Linked DNA regions of Homo sapiens: region 2 is linked to region 1. Evidence: chromatin contacts called from ENCODE Hi-C or POLR2A ChIA-PET data. All regions are on one chromosome and are shown on one strand. The core of a region is the stretch at or near the end of the contact, and the rest is flanking DNA. Distances in the headings are between cores, read along the strand shown. Region 1 overlaps SSUH2 (ssu-2 homolog). Region 2 holds the start of OXTR (oxytocin receptor).

Evidence for each region. A loop is a pair of places that touch in the nucleus more often than their neighbours do. ChIA-PET counts read pairs that join two places held with the same protein, here RNA polymerase II (POLR2A). Pooled maps may share reads with other maps.
Region 2: a map of Caco-2 shows a loop between it and region 1 (7-fold over the local background). The contact joins the promoter of OXTR here to the enhancer-like site in region 1. A Hi-C loop is called at or near these places in 2 of 168 maps with a recorded cell type or tissue (Caco-2 and PC-9) and 6 of 50 pooled maps. POLR2A ChIA-PET finds 5 or more read pairs at or near these places in 1 of 52 experiments (OCI-LY7).

What each region holds. Positions count from the first base shown.
Region 1 is chr3:8,628,322-8,630,914 of GRCh38, reverse strand. It overlaps SSUH2 (ssu-2 homolog), which reads left to right. Exons shown (of 12, transcript NM_001256748.3): 6 at 1-110; 7 at 1,189-1,251. Among named protein-coding and RNA genes, the nearest start is that of SSUH2, 15 kb to the left of the region's middle. RefSeq lists an enhancer at 1,303-1,392. Within about 2 kb of position 1,299, at least 3 of the 41 ENCODE cell types and tissues checked have a DNase peak (open chromatin) inside an H3K27ac peak, as active enhancers do; they include PC-9, where a contact is called at or near this core.
Region 2 is chr3:8,768,363-8,770,955 of GRCh38, reverse strand. It overlaps OXTR (oxytocin receptor), which reads left to right and starts at 1,343. Exons shown (of 4, transcript NM_000916.4): 1 at 1,343-1,725; 2 at 2,365-2,460. RefSeq lists enhancers at 1,179-1,228, 1,876-2,547.

The DNA of each region.
Region 1 (2,593 bases), core at 50-2,549:
GGCCGCAAAGAGGCGCCTCCCCCAGGCTCTGGGACATCAAGGTTCAAGGTCCTCCGATGTTTCAGGAAGACACCAGGAAGTTCCAGGTCCCTCACTCGTCACTGGTCAAGGTAATACGATTAACGCGATTACTGGAATACTTGCCCTTCTCCCTGAGAGGCTTTCCAGGCACTGCATGTTTCCTCAAACTCATCCTTTGAAGGGAAACCCAAAATTCAGGCCGGTGCTTCATTTGTTGGTTATAAATAAACGTAATTTAATAAAACCTGGTATATGGAATGTAGTCCCAAATAAAATTCCAAGCAAATCTGGGAGTGTTCACCTAGCAAACAGATCATCCGATTTACAAATCGTCACCAGCTTTAGTGAGCAGTGACATTCCTGGACAGGTTGAGTGTAGTTTTCATCTTTTTTAAAAATTTATTTTAGCTTAAACAGCTGAAGGGCTGAATGAAATTGATATAAAATAAAAACTTAAAACCCTGCTGGGATTTTGCATGAGAGTCAGTAAGGAAACAGAATCTGACTTCCATCCTGCTTTATGGACATATATTCGTGGCGTGAAGGGAGAGGAGCCTAGTGGATTACAAAAACACGACTGAGATAGCTCATATTGTGTTCTTTTCCGGTTACTGCCTGCTTTACACTTTTGGACTGGATTTAAGGGTGCAATTTTGCTCTATGAGTTTTTACAGAGTTCTAAGATAAAGAGTACTTTGAGAGGTCGAGAAAGTGTTCTATTCCTTTCTCAAGGGGGCCAAGGCTATTTTAAATTAGTGATTAAATACTAGTAGCTAGCTCATTGCCTTTCATAAAAATCCTGTCCATTTTTTAATGGCTTCTGTTCCCAAAGACCACATTAGCTACCTTATGGGCAAATGCCATCAGCCTTTGTAGTTCAGCCTGGTAGGAAACCGTAGAGTGTGAGCTAGGATATGGGGCTCCCAGAACACGTCTCCCCTTGATGGCATCCAGATTGGGCTAGGGCTCAGAGGAAATGGTGACATGATCTCCTGATGCAGTCAAGCCTTCTGGAATCTTAGTCAAATGGGAAGGGCCATTTCTTTCCTGTGCCATCTTCCTATCCTGGTCCTGATCCACTCCACCTTCGGTTTAGATGGTGATGTTATGGGTGTGGGAGAAGTGGCCCTTGGGAAACTAGATCCCAAGAAAGCGTTGCACTTTCAGGAATGCCACAAATGCCATGGGCGTGGGCGGTACAAGTGCAGCGGCTGCCACGGGGCGGGCACGGTGAGTCATCTGTGAACCACTGGTGAGTCAGTGAGGGTGTGGTGGCCGGGGGATCCTGGGGACAGCGGGCTGGGCTGGTGGCCTGAGGCTCCCTGCAGTAACTGTGTCATCTCAGCCAAGTCATCCTCCCTTTCTGGGCCTCCATTTTCCCGTCTATAAAATGAAAAAGTGGGGTTGTGTGGTCTCTAATGACACTTTCACTTTGACAGTTCGATTTTAATTTTTCTCTTATTTTCTCATCCATCTACCAACATACACTGAATACCTGCTTGGCTCTGACCTCTAGGTCCTGTAAGAGGGCCAAGACCTGGGGTTCTTCTTACCAGGCAGTCTTTGTCAGCCAGGGAAACCAACAAGCAACTCCATTTGTCGTGCAGGGCAGTGGGTGCTGAGCAGGTAAAGTTTGGAAGGCTTGGAGAGACAAAGTAGACAGTGACACTTGAGTTAGTTTCCTTCGGCTGCTGTAAGCCATGACCACCAATGGGTGGCTTAAAACAACAGACACAGCTGGGCGTGGTGGCTCACACTTGTAATCCCAGCACTTTGGGAGGCCAAGGCGGGCAGATCACGAGGTCAAGAGATCGAGACCATCTGGGCTAACACGGTGAAACCCCGTCTCTACTAAAAAAAAATACAAAAAATTAGCTGGGCATGGTGGCGGGCGCCTGTAGTCCCAGCTACTCAGGAGGCTGAGGCAGGAGACAGGCGTGAACCCAGGAGGCAGAGCTTGCAGTGAGCGGAGAACGTGCCACTGCACTCCCGCCTGGGCGACAGAGCAAGACTCCATCTCAAAAAAACAAAAAACAAACAACAGCAACAAACCAGACACCTATTATATCACGGTTCCGGAGGCCAGAATTCCAAAATCAAGGTGTGGGCTAGGCTGGTTCTTCTGGAGGCACTGAGAGGGAAGCCATCCCCTTCCTCTCCCCCAGCTTCTGGGAGCTGCGGGCCGTCCTTGGTGTTCCTTGGCTTGTGACTGTGCCACTTCAGTCCCCACCTGCCTTGTCACCCAGCCTTCTCCCTGCATGTCTTTTTGTCTTCACATGGGCTTCTAATAAGAACACGTCATCGGATTTAGGCCCTACCTTGTCATATGACCTCATCTTAACTAAATGCATTTGCAAAGACTATCTCTAAATGAGGTCCCACTCTGGGATTCCAGTAAACTTGAACTTGGAAGGGCCGCTATTCAACCCAGCACAGGCCCCTCAGTGGCATTACTCATGGCATTAGTTGTCTTTTCAGAAACCTTCATTCAGGCCTATTAACAATCCCAGGGGGTAAAACCAAACTTCTCGCGTTCTTTGGTGTCCTGATTCGAGCCTCATCCTTTGGCCAT
Region 2 (2,593 bases), core at 94-2,593, 140 kb before region 1:
AGAATTAGGCTGTCTCACGGGCTACGCGAGGACCACACAGGTAGGCAGGCTTCCCTACAAAGGGTAGAAGAGTCTGTCCTTGGTGAAGTGGCTCAGTAAACTTGCTCCCTAGAAAGCAGCTGTCTTCCAGGAGAAAGAAGGGCAGGCTTGGTTCTACAGGCCAGTGTTTTCCTTCTCACATTCACCGGTCAGGGGCTCATAGGGAAAAATCTGCCTTCATCCAGCCGTGGAGTGAGGCAGGGGTGTTTTACCTGCTAGGATTGAACCCTCAGATTGCACAGATTATACAGTTTCAGAAAACCAGAGGGACAGGACCTCAGACATTAGCTATCTTGACCAGTGCTCTCATTTTACATATGAGGAGACTGAGGCCCAAAGAGAAGGGGCTTGCCCAAGGTCACTTCATTCTCACCTGAGTCGTCTGTAACTTTAATCTGTAATTTTCGAGGCCGATAGGTACTATTGACTAATATTGATTAATACTGCCTGCCACCCCTTGGCAATGCTGTCAAGATTCCCAGCCCCATTCTGGAATGATTACTCAGCTAGAACCCTGGGATCCAGGTGCTGTAAGGTTGGCCCCTGGGATATCTCGGCATGGGGCTGTAATTGTGGATTAAGGAAACCCAGTCCTTGGCTAACTCAAGTCTCTCCACATAATAAAAAGACGGAGAAGTGAAATGTCAGGAGGAAATACACATTTAATGCATTTTAAAGAGCCCTGTTTATTTTTGAATCCTGGCCTTTTTTTCTGACTTAATTCTTGGCCACTGTAAATTACTTCAAAAAATGATTTTAGAATAGAGAAGGGGCAGGGAGGCTGAGAAGCTGTCTTTAACATTTTATCTTCCTTTGGCATCATTTAGAATTTTAATTCCGAAGCGCGACAAGGAGGCAGAAACGGCTCTTGGGCGCAGACAAGCAGAATCACTTTAAATGAAGACAGTGTTGTGCTTCAGAATTTCCTCTAAAACTACCGAAAAAATAACGCCTCTCCCAGCACTGCTTAGAATAGAGGCCATTTCTAATTCCTCATTAACGGGAATAGGAACAAAAGTATTCCAAAGCAAAGACTTATTTGAGTTCACTGCTAAAGCCGCTACATCAAGCTGGAGGTGTGGGGGGAGAGAAAAGCCTGAAAATTAACATCATTTTTGGGAAATAATCAGTTTAAATGCTTTTGTAACTTCATCACTATCTACCCGGGGAAGAACATTATTATTCAAGCCTCCTATGTGTCTCGGAGTCAAGAGCTTCTAAACCAAGAAAGGAAGAAACGGGCGGGTTATTGACGAGTTCCCTCCCTCTCGCAGTTTTAAACCACTGCAAAATAAACCCATTTGTTAAGGCTCTGGGACCAACGCTGGGCGAACCAGCTCCGCTCCGGAGGGGTCTGCGCGGCTGGCCTCGCCCGCCCCCTAGCGGACCCGTGCGATAGTGCAGCCTCAGCCCCAGCGCACAGCGCCGCATCCAGACGCTGTCCGCGCGCGCAGCCTGGGAGGCGCTCCTCGCTCGCCTCCTGTACCCATCCAGCGACCAGCCAGGCTGCGGCGAGGGGATTCCAACCGAGGCTCCAGTGAGAGACCTCAGCTTAGCATCACATTAGGTGCAGCCGGCAGGCCATCCCAACTCGGGCCGGGAGCGCACGCGTCACTGGGGCCGTCAGTCGCCGTGCAACTTCCCCGGGGGGAGTCAACTTTAGGTTCGCCTGCGGACTCGGTGCAGGTAGCTGGGTGCTAAGCAGGGGTGGACGGGATGGCTAGGGCCGGTGGAGCCATCGGGACCCGAGTGGAGGTGGTGGGGTGCCTCGCACTCCTTGTTCCTGGAGGAGCTCGGGGTGTTCCGAGAGATTGTAAAGTGACTTCTCGGGATTGAGACTCAGAGTCCTTGATTATCTGGGTCCAAAGCGCAAGTCAGGGGTTCCAGAACTTTCGAGGCTGCCGGGCTGGGGAGGAGCCCCGCGGGAGGTGTCTATGCCAGGGTCTGGGAACAGCGCTTGGGCATCTTGGGCTTTGAGGCAGGGGTTCCCCCAGCAGGGACTGCAGAACCGGGTTTCCACCGAAGCAGGTGCTGTGGAAGTTCAGGGAGTGACGGCCGACCGTCTTAGAAAAGGGGGTTAGACGGGGAAGGACCAGAGCTGGGGTTTCCCAGGCAAGTGGCTATTTGGGGATTTCCGGAGGAAGTACTTGAATTAATGTTTACTAGGAGAGGGGCTGGTTTGGGGGTCCCGCGGCAGGTGGATATGCTGAGGGTCGGAGCCTGGGGCGAGTAGGTAGTTTGGAGATTCCCTCGGGGAGGTGATTTGGTTTTAGATTCCCACTCCCGGAGGAACGTTGCTGATTTTGACCCTCCCTTCTCCCCCAGTGGAAGCCGCTGAACATCCCGAGGAACTGGCACGCTGGGGGCTCTGGGCTTGTGGCCGGTAGAGGATTCCCGCTCATTTGCAGTGGCTCAGAGGAGGTACCTCCAACGGGGATTTCTGGGGTGGCGGCTGAGCAACCCGAGGCCGGCGGTTGTGCCCTGTTGTTTCAGATGAGTTGGGTTCCTGGGAATGGGACAAGCACGCCCTACCCGCGTCGGAAGAGAAACGCGG